2 separate regions of the Homo sapiens genome follow, and region 2 is linked to region 1. Evidence: chromatin loops called from intact Hi-C (ENCODE). Cell type or tissue: B cell. All regions are shown on one strand. Links, peaks and the distances in the headings refer to the core of each region. The heading gives the core; the rest is flanking DNA. Region 1 overlaps BCL2 (BCL2 apoptosis regulator). Region 2 overlaps BCL2 (BCL2 apoptosis regulator).

Region 1 (5,375 bases), core at 65-5,064:
TTACTTACCCCAGTCCCTATTCTCAAAGAATATAACTTTGTATATTTTAGCTTTTTCTTCTAGCATATATATGTCTCTGCATTTCTAAATAATGTATATACTGTTATCTTTTGTTTCATCAATTTTATGTATATCTTAACCTTATATTATAGTAGATAAAAATTTACCTGTCTGATATGATCATATCCACAGCTTCCTCTCCCCTCTTTCTCCCAGTGTAGTTATATTACAATTTGGGGGTAAATCAGCCCCTAGTGTTTTCACTATTTTGTCAAAATAAATGGCATTAACAGCTAAACCTTTAACAATGAAGTTAATATCTGTCTTTTTTTCATGTCCTTAATTGATCTTTGTACCTGGTACAGACTTTTCCTCTATCTTCCATAGGCTCACAGTACCTTTTTCCACAAAGCTGATCACATTAGTAATCTGTCAGTTCTCCTTCTTTTCTTGGTGATATCTCTGCTGGAGACCTACATTTTCCTTCTAGCTAGACTTCTCTCTCGGCCTGCTAGATAGCTGACATCCTGAGATTTGTCTTCACTGTTATTCTAGAACTTCCCTTTGCCTTTTCTTCTGTGTTGGATTCTCTCTCTTGTTTTACCCCATTGTTTGAGGAAGCACAGCCTCCAGCAGCTATCAGAATTAAAACCTGGTGCAGTGGTAACAGCCTTCATATGCCTTGCTCTTGGTCTGCTGGCCCTGTCTGGATGACTGGTCCTGTGGCTGAGCCAGTCATCATCCTGGGGTATCTCACTTCAGTGCCGTCATCCCTCTGTTGTGGTCCTGTGTTAGTTCTCATAAAACTCCCTTTACACTCTCTCATTTCTGTGGCTCCCAGCTTACAGTAGCCTATGGAAAATGGATCCCTGAGAGACACATTCACACTTCACATGTCTGAAATTGTCTTCATTCTGTTGTGTCACATGATGACTTGTCTGTCTTGTACGGGAAAATCCAGGTTAAAAAACAGTTTTCCCCAGAAGTTTGAAGATATTGCTTTATTGCACGCAATCTCCCAATGTTGCTATCAGAAAGCTGCCACTGTTCTGATTCTTGATGTTCTGTGCCTTACCTTATTTTTCTTTTCCCCTGGAACCTCTGATTTTTCCTGTCCCCCTATATTCTAAATTTCACGATGACTGTTCTAATTGTGGGTCTGTTTTCACCTGTTGTACTCAGTGATCATTGTGGTCTTTCAATCTGTCAAGACTGTGTTCTCTCTGTAAGCTGCTCTTTCTTTCCAGAACTTCTATTATTTGGGAGTTGAACTTCCTGGACAGTTTTGTGATTTTTTCATATTTTCTCACCTGTTTTCCATCTCTTTATCTTTTTTCACTCTTTTTGTACAATTTCTTTAACTTCAATTTCCAACCCATCTATTGGGTTCATTTCTGTTACCGTCTTAAGTTTCCTCTTTTCATCTATAAATAGTTTTTTAAGCATTCTGTTCTGTTTTCAGGATGTGTGTCATTCTCTTAGTTTTCTGCATTTTTTTTTCTTTTCAGAAATTGTCTTTGCCTCTCCTGGTCTCTGTCTCCTCCATGTTGTCTTTTTCAGTCTGTTTGTTTTGAACTCTGTCTTTCCTGTAGAGACTTTCCTTGCATGTCGGGCAGTCCTGATTGTCTGACCATATTTAAGAATGAATAACAGATGTATTGAAAGCTCTGAGGATGCGTGAGGGACTTGTCAACTCTGAGCATCACTGTAGAATAAAATGTTTCTGTCATAGGTTGGAGAACTCCTAATGCTAACAACTCCTAAAGTCTCCTAATGGGAAAACCAGGGAATGGTCAGATTCTCCAGAGAACACTCTTCCAGACTCCTGGCTGCAAGATGCCGCCCTGCCTGTCCCAGGCTGGGAGCTGAGATGAGGAATGAGACTGGAGGGTTCAGCCTTCAGCATGCATATTTCCTTTTATTTGATGTGTGGCATCTCCCAATTCCAAAATCCTCTCCCAGAGTTCAAACCTCCAGTATTAGCAGTTGTGATAAAGGCTGCTGCCTAGCAGGGTGGATTCAAGGAAAGGATCCAGGGATCTAACTGATTCTTAAACAGTTTCCCTCACATTCTTCTTTATTTATTTTTTTTTTTTGAAACGGAGTCTTGCTCTGTCGCCCAGGCTGGAGTGCAGTGACGCCATCTTGGCTCACTGCAAGCTCCGCCTCCCGGGTTCACACCATGCTCCTGCCTCAGCCTCCCAAGTAGCTGGGACTACAGGTGCCCGCCACCACGCCCGGCTAACTTTTTCTATTTTTAGTAGAGACGGGGTTTCACCTGTTAGCCAGGATGGTCTCAATCTCCTGACCTCGTGATCCGCCCACGTTGGCCTCCCAAAGTGCTGGGATTACAGGCGTGAGCCACCACGCCCTGCCCTGTTCTTCTTATTTTAGTGACTCATCTCCCTTCCGCACAGTTCCAGAGGTCACCGGTGCTATCTGTTCCTGAGCCTTTGGAGGATCCACTGGTTGTTCCTAACTTTCCTGCTCCTCACTGAGGATTCAGCTTCCTTTGTCTGTTAATTCTATCACTGCTTCTCCATCTGCTTTCCGTCTTCTAAAATCTTATTACTGTTATTTCTAAAATCTTGTTACTTGTTAAACCTACAACATACTAAACAATCCTGGAATTGGTTGTAAAAGGGTCATGGATTGCCAGAGATCAAAAGGTATTTAAAATCTCCTCTCCTATTGTCCTGGTGGTTTTATGTCTTTTAAAAGGTCATCTTCCCTCGTTACAGTGACGTTTCAGGTGAAAGCCATATTAGATACAGTGTGTTCAATTCTCCATTTTTGCTTGGAAGTCCTGTGTTACATTTTGGTTTAATTTTCTCAAGGCTGTCTTCCGGTTCACTGATGGCCTGTTTTGTGTTACTCTACTGTCTAACCTTTCCATTGAGTGATTACTAGGAGTTCTACTTTATTTTTTCAAATCTGCTTATTCTCTTTTTTTCATGTAATCCTAATTTTCTCCTTATGGCTTTTAGTCTTTATCACTATAATATTTTTAAACAATCTTATTTTGTACTCCATTTGAGATTGTATCTTTCCAGTTCTTAGGATTTAAAGTTTTTTTTTTCCCTTTATCACTGTCCCTCATGGCAGTTTATTTGTGTGTGTGTTGGGGGGTGATACTGGCAGTTCAACCTCAGATATTTTTCCTTTTCTTTGTTTCTTTTTTCTTTCTTTCTTTCTTTTTTCTTTTTCTTTTTTTTTTTTTTTGAGGTGGAGTCTCACTTAGTTGCCCAGGCTGGAGTGCAGTGGTGCGATCTCGGCTCACTGAAACCTCTGCCTCCCAAGTTCAGATATTACTCCTGCCTCAGTCTCCCTAGTAGCTGAGACTACAGGCATATGCCAGTATGCCTGGCTAATTTTTGTATTGAAATGGGATTTAGCCTTGTTGGCCAGGCTAGTTTTGAACTCCTGACCTCAAGTGATCTGCCTGCCTCAGCCTCCAAAAGTGCTGGGATTACAGGCATGTGCTGCCATGCCCGGCCTCTTTTCTATAGGAATCTTGTGAGTCCTGAGTTGTGAAATCGTTTCTACATAGTGGACATATGTTTGTCTTTTCTGGAGATCTAAGGACTTTCAATGATCCTAGAACTGTGTTTGTATTAATTTATTGTCATGGGATTCCCCTACTCAGATACACAGGTAGTATAAATTCCGATCTTACAACTGAAAGTGGTTCATGCTTAAGGTTCTGATTTCCCAAAGGTGTCCTGAGCTAGGGATACAAGGGAATGTTCTGCTCTTTATCTCTGAGGCAGTGGGCAGAGTGCTTTAGTCCACCTTTTCATGGTTAGGGTGACTTTTTGAGGCTTTGAGATTTAGGAAAGGGGCTCAGTTCTGGCCCCGCTACCTCATGCAAGACCAAGGTCATGTCCCTGCATGGGCATTAGAATCTCACCACTATTCCCAGGGCTTCGGGAGCATTTGCGAGAGTCTGAAACTTCCTTGAGCACTGTGTAGTCAGCCTTACATAAAAGCTCTGGCTTCAATTTTATCTTTATTTCTGGGGCCTCTGTTTCTCTCCCTTCCTCTATCCCCCTTTTCCTTCCTTTTTTCCCTTTTTTTCCCCCAAACTTAACTCTGTGATATTTTCTTGGGAATTTCACATCCTTGTAGTGGGAAGGGACCCATATGATTAACCTGTTGTTTGCCATTTTGCTGAAAATGAACACTCACATCTAATTTTGTGTTAAACCTGGAACATACTAAACAAACCTGGAATTGGTTGTAAAGGGTCATGGGTTGCCAGAGATCAAAAGGCATTTAAAGATCCGTTGTCCAACCCTAGCATTTTACTTAAGGAAACTGAGCCTCAACACTGATAAAACCACTTGCCCACAGACACGTGGCCAGTTAGTGGAAAAGGTGGGACTGACCTCAAAGAGTGGTCACTTTTATCTCACAGCATCACAAGGAGGAACATCTGACAGCACTTGCCAGGTTATCAAGACACCAAGATCCAATGCTTGTTGAGCCTTAAGTCACTGAGACATTTTGGAAAAGCCACATATACCATTTGTGTTTGTCTTGACTTGCTGTTGTGTTTTTCTCTTCTTGAATACAGAGTAGTAATGCTTGTTGAATTATTTAAGTGGCTTATTGCTGTGCCAGTTTGTTTGTTTTTCTACCTTTATTTTTTCAAAGAAAAACGCCTTTTTTTTTTTCTCCTTGAAGACATCTTTCAGGATCCATCACCTACCGGAAACCTTCCCTGAAGTCTGAAGCTCTTAGAGGGTTTTTCACCTTTTCTAGCTCCTTTTGAAATTGTCATTTGAACCATGTCATTAGCACCATATGATGAATTCATCTGATCCTCTTTAATTGTTGAATATGTATGTGCTTCATCTCCCCAAGATTGTAAGTGCTAGCTTGCAGAAACCATGGCTTATATATCTTTACCATTTTCCAAAGTGTTTTCCTGTGGATGAGTTGATGACGAAAAACCTAGAGGAAATATGTTCTTTTAGATAGAGCCTGAGTTTGGTGTCAGGAAGCCTGGATTCTGCCCCATTTCTCTGCTCCCTGGTAGACCTATGCAAACCACCGATGTTGTATGGAGAAACTACTGGTGTCTGACAATAGCACTGATACAGTGGTTGTAAAATTTTTCATGCAAGCTGGGACAGTTTTCAGAGTGAAAGGGGGCAATGGTAATAATTGTGCAGGGACAACAGGTATAAATTGGGACTTTCCCTAACATGCTGGGACAGACGGTCAACTTATGTTCTAGATCACCTTGAGCTCGTCAGAACTATTTGCACAGCTGCTCTTGATACCAGTCTTTCAAACAAAAAATTATCATCCCTTACAAAAGTTTTCATCCACGAGCCCAACTTTACAGGTAATAAAATTTTTAGTTTTTC
Region 2 (5,375 bases), core at 295-5,294, 63 kb before region 1:
ATAAGGAAGGAAAAGCTTTGTTATATAAACACATGAAAATATGGTAGTGTTCGTGGCAAGTATGTTAATGGATAATGTGCCTAAAATCTTTGCTGGGTCAGTGTCATTCCCTCTTTGTGATGCTGAAGGAAAGTCACAAAACAAAAACAACTCAGAAGAAGCTAATGTGTCATCTTCATGTAGGGATCTGTATTCAAAGTTCTTTTTCATTGTAGCTGTAATGAAACAGTATTTGTGGAAAGATATTGCACTCAATGCCAAAACCCAACAATTTTGTTTTCAAATTCCTAAAAACTAAAAAAAGAAATCTTGGTGACATAAATGTTCCAAAATCAAAATGTCCAAAATGAACTCATCAACTTCCTCCTCTCGCCTGCTCATCTATGTCTGTTCTGTCTGCTTAATGATATCACTGTCCACCCAGACAGAGCCCCAAACTCTTAAATCATTTTCAACTTGGTTTTCTCATCTGTGAGATAGAGCTTTCCTGGATCATCTCTTAAGATTCTTTCCAGCCCTGAAAGTCTGCATATCTGAGTTCTTCACTCATACTCCCCACATATCTGAATCCTGCTTCTAAAAGTCTCTCTTCCCTAGATCTCTGGTTTTTAGGTTTTTAAAATTATTTTATTATTTTTTTATCCTGCTGCTGCTGCTGCTCTAATTCAACCTCTCATTCCTTCTTGCATATGCTGTAACCTCCTAGCCAGTCTTCCTGTCATTTCAAAAATTATTCTTAAGTTTACCTACAGTAAAATTCATCATTTTTGTGTAGCTTTGTGGGTTTTGATAAATGAACAGAGAGGTAACCACTACTCTAATCAGTATACAGAACAGGTCAGTCACCCCCCAAACATATTTCATGATGAGAGTTTGTACTCAAACTGCCCGCCACCCCCTAACCCTTAGCCCTGGCAACTTCTCTTCTCTTCTATATCCCTAGAGTTTTGTATTTTCCAAAATGTCATAGATTGGTATCCTTCTCTTTCAGCACCTGTTCCCAGCCCATCCATCCTCTTCGTCAATGCCATTTATCTTCCTAAAACATCTCTGTTGAGCACCTTGAGAAACACTTAGTTTCTCCAAGCTTCAGTTTCCTTGTTAGAATGTGACCCAGCCAGAGTATAAAATAAGGAGCATACAGAATTCTAATACTTTCTAAGGAGGTTGGTTCCTGAGGAGGACCCTTCATCTTGCTAACTGGGGCAACTGATGGGCAGATCAGAGAAGCAGGAAGTCACTCTGAGTAAGAAATGGTGGCCTAGAGCTCTTGTGAGAAAAGGGATCCAAGAAGGGGGTAGTAGAGAGAGAAGTGAGAGACGGAGAAAAGAGAACAACTGCCACAAGAAGCAAAACGCTGGAGAGGGACAGATGTCTACAGAAGATGTTTTGGGACAGTTTTGCTGTTGAATGAGTGCCAGTATCCTTCCATAGTGGCCTCGGGAGACCTGTAGTTCAGACCCGTGTTGTAGGAGGTGTCTTTTGAATGGGTCTTATTTTGAGGAGGGACCCAGGAGACCCAGATCTGCAATGGGGATAATGACATCTGCTCCATGCAATCATCATGTGGGGATCATGGGGTAGCAAGATAGGACCCTGCCTGGCAGAGATTGGGCACCAAGGACTCCCTTCCCACCATCCTGTGCCATCTCTGCCTTCTCTCCTTACTTCTTGCCTCTCACCTGGAAACTGCCGCAAACCAAATCCTCCTACCTCCCCTTCAATGACCTTCAGAATGCCAGCCCTGAAGGTTGGCTCAGAGGTCATTGTATACCAAGCTACAGAGTTTGGTGTACAGCTGACCTTCAGGGCTGGCACCAGCCCACTTTCCAGTCTACCTCCCATTAAAGTTCTCTGTCCTCCTTACTTTCTGCTCCCAATCCTCGCCCCTACTCCTGCCCTAATCTTACGTCCCAGCTACGTTCAACTCCTTTGTTGAACCCTCCTGCCTCCCCTTCAATGAAAATTAACCTATCCTTTGTCTACATTCATTTCATGTTTATTCATTTTGTGTCTACATCCATTTTCTGTGTATATATACAATAGGTTTTGTATCATAATTATTCATGTCTGTTTGGACACCCCTGCCCCCAACTGTGTAAAAGGTGCTCAATTCATATTTGGTTAAATGAAATGAATTCCTAAATAATCACAGCAAGTTTGAACCTAGTGAAGGAAGTGTTAAGGCATTTCTTTTACATTATGCTCTCATTTTAATGTACAAGTAGCATGCCAGCTATGGGGCAGGTTTTACTCTTCCAGATTTCTTGTGGTTGTCAATGCATCAGGCAGCCTGTTTCCAAACAGCTGCCATATGGCCAAAGCTCCTCAAGTGACCCTTTTATGTGTATAAGAGCAGGACATAGTTCAGATATACCCAGGAGAAGTAAGGGCATTGAAAACCTCCCAGGCTGCTGTTGCAGAAAGGACAGGGAGAATGCCACTACCTGGAGGTGGGAAACTGGACGTTGCTATACCTGCCCCTCCATCACCATCACATAGTTTGTGTGCTGTCAAATTTAAGTTGCCAACACAAGCCATGGACCACAAAGACATGCTTGCTAAATCAAGTTGAGTGAGATGCACTTCTAGTACTTTCCAAACCCATGCTGAGATGCAGAACCCCCAGCCCCATGCAGACAGATTTGCCCTGCATGGAAACGGTGCACCCTCTCCCGCTACACACTCAGAGATGAGAGATGAGCCTGTTTGTGAAACCAAACTCAGGATTCTGTTTTTGTGTAAGAACCGTACCACATGGCTGACATATGTTCAGTCCATGGCTGGCAGAAGCCTCCTGAACACATCCCCCATCCAGTACCTCCCCGGCAGTGACCCATCTCATATTTGCATATGTTCCCCTGTCACAAGATTGTGGGGAGGGTGCAGTTTGCAGCTGACTCCTTACCTAGCTACAGCTCCAACTAAGGGCGTGCATTCTTGGGGAGATGTTGGGAGCATCACAAGGTCCCCTTCCGTTCCCAGAACTCAGTTTCAGAGGTCAGCCAGAAAGAGAATTCCAGAGGTCAGCCAGAGAGAGAAGGTAGCAAGGACAGAGCCCCTACTGACATTTTTCTTCCCACCCATCCCATCTCCAGGGCAATGGTCTTCAGCAGGGAACAACGGGCCCTCATTCCCTGCCAGGGGAGCTGAGTACACACAAACTGCTGGATGGGCGAGAAGTTCCCCCAGTGATCTTTATTTTTCCGTTTAGAAAGAATCCTTATTCCAGCCCCTTCTCTCCAGCTGCTGCGTGTGAGCCTGTCTCTGTCTCTTGGGTGGTGCAGCTGCAGGTGAGCCAGCTGTGGGCGGCCCTGAAGGACAGCGAGGTAGGGAGCCTGGTTGTGAGGTCTCTGCTCCCTGGGGATGCTCTGCAGCCTTTTGCCTGCAGCAAGTCTGAAACCTTCCATGCCTGACTCCCCCTTTCCATTTTTTTCCTGGCGTCTGCCCTTGCTGGAGTGGAGCATGGTGGGAGCCAGCCCCTGGAGCCTTCCAGGATTCTCACAGTCTGTAGCCAGAGCTGTGTAGGCCTGACCTGGGCCCAGCGGGAGGAGGATTTTGAATAAAAACCAGTGGTTCCTCTCCGTCCAAACCCCCCACCCCTGGAATACATTGCAACCAAATATTTACTCAAGGTTCCCCCTTGCCATTTAAAAATAAGATGCTTCACCTACTAGCCTGGCGGTGTTCTCTGCTCTGAAATTTTATGCTCTTGAGTCATACATTTGAAGGTAGCTTTTTTTGGATTTAAAATTTCAAACTAATGAAGTTGTTTAAAGTACCCTGTCGAGTGCTGGGAGCTGCTTAAGCATTGCCACATAAGCACTGCAGAGGCTGGGTCTGGCGCATACATGCCAGGCAAAGTCTGCCTTGTTTCAAATAACCCCAGGAAGAGTCTCTCTACCTTTGGTGCAATTCAGATCTTAGGAATAGGACTTCTGGGGTCCCCTGTTTGGGGACTGTGCTTAGCACACACACTTGGGTCCTTGCATGAAAGCCTGCAAAAGTATACGTGACTTCCTCTCTTTTCTCCTCAACCACTGCACCCCTATTTTGGGGTATTCTTAGACTTCTTAGTGGGGAGGCAGAGGTGGTTGATGATGCGCTCCCAGTCAGTCCTGTCTACCTTCTTCTACCTCAAAGGGCTTCCATTAACATCATCCAGGAAGTGTTATAAATCCTGCCACCCAGGCCACATCTCAGACCAATTTAATAAAAATATCTGGGCTGGAGAGGGGAACCCAGGAATTAGTATTTTTTAAAGCTCCTCAGAAGTGCCCCCAGGCCAAGGCTGCCAGCACCATATCCATTCGTCAGCGCGCTCAGGGACACACTGGTACCCTGTGTGCTGACCTGCTGCAGTTAGAGTGACAAAAGCCGGATTTTGATTGTCCAGAAAAGTAAGGGTTCTTTGCTGTCGCTGTGGAGTCTCCAGTCAGATTTTCCATTGGAATAGGAAACAAACGCCAAGTTTATTTTAAAAGTGCTCTTGATCTACCTAAAACTAGGAAGCAGGAAGAATCCTCGGGGAGCAGTTGAGTCTCACATTTGAATGTGTCTTTGCTTCCTCTGAACCAAACTTCATGGTTTCATCCATTACCAAAGAGGCCCTGGTGACTTAGGAGGGATAGAATTGAACTGAAAATTCCGGGATCGCTGGAAAAGTGATTTAACCAGTTTTTCACCACATAGGGAAAGTTATTTGGTGAGATAACAGACCTCGAGGCCCTGCACTCTTCTGCGTGTGGTTCTGGGTTGGGATACGGTTCCCATGAGCAGAAGATCATTCCTGGCTGATTTTGTTCAGTGATTATTTGTTTAAAACTTTAAAAAGAAGAAGCGCAGATACAGTACATTTGTACTCAGCTAGCCACGCAAACATCTTTAGGCTAAGAATAATAAACAACTAAATTAGTGGTTTGTTTTATTACCAAACTGGTAGAGTTTCACAGGCAGGAAAAGACGGTACCTCCCAGGCTGGAGAAGGTTAAGTATTTTTGTCAAGGAAGATTAAAAACCCTAAAAGCTTTTGGTTGAATTTTACTGAAATCAGAACGTGAATCCATTTGAGAGCTAGCAACCAAAGACCCGTAGAGGTGACATGGAATGTTTTTAATTCTGAGAGATGGGCGTTTCAGAACTCGGAAAATGACATTTGTTTTGACATTTGGTATTTTTGTTGCCATACTTACTGCCTTTAGTTCTTAGTGGAAGTAGTTTGCTGCTCCTAATTACCCAAAAGGCAAGAAAAAAATAACTAGAAATTTTTCAAAAGAGGGGAAATAGGTCTTGAAAGTTTCATTAATTGCAAAATGAAATTAAATGGAGCATTCAATAGAAGTACTTCTCAGAACCAATGGAGAATTTCTCAGAAA

What was found. A loop is a pair of places that touch in the nucleus more often than their neighbours do. Peaks named below come from ENCODE experiments on the same cell type or tissue, not always from the same donor. Only the 100,000 strongest peaks of a DNase experiment are listed, where the experiment ranks them.
Region 2: it touches region 1 in a loop (2.1-fold over the local background); 1 of 110 quality-filtered maps calls a loop at or near these places.

Annotation. Positions count from the first base shown.
Region 1 is chr18:63,220,121-63,225,495 of GRCh38, reverse strand. All of the region lies in intron 2 of BCL2 (BCL2 apoptosis regulator), which reads left to right. Among named protein-coding and RNA genes, the nearest start is that of BCL2, 97 kb to the left of the region's middle. RefSeq lists a silencer at 4,306-4,600. In B cell, for the core only: no CTCF peak of the experiment used is centred there; no DNase peak of the experiment used is centred there; H3K4me3 peaks cover 757 bases; H3K27ac peaks cover 1,887 bases.
Region 2 is chr18:63,283,017-63,288,391 of GRCh38, reverse strand. All of the region lies in intron 2 of BCL2 (BCL2 apoptosis regulator), which reads left to right. Among named protein-coding and RNA genes, the nearest start is that of BCL2, 34 kb to the left of the region's middle. In B cell, for the core only: no CTCF peak of the experiment used is centred there; DNase peaks (open chromatin) are centred at 1,301, 2,841, 3,281, 3,921 and 1 weaker place; H3K4me3 peaks cover 3,265 bases; H3K27ac peaks cover 5,000 bases.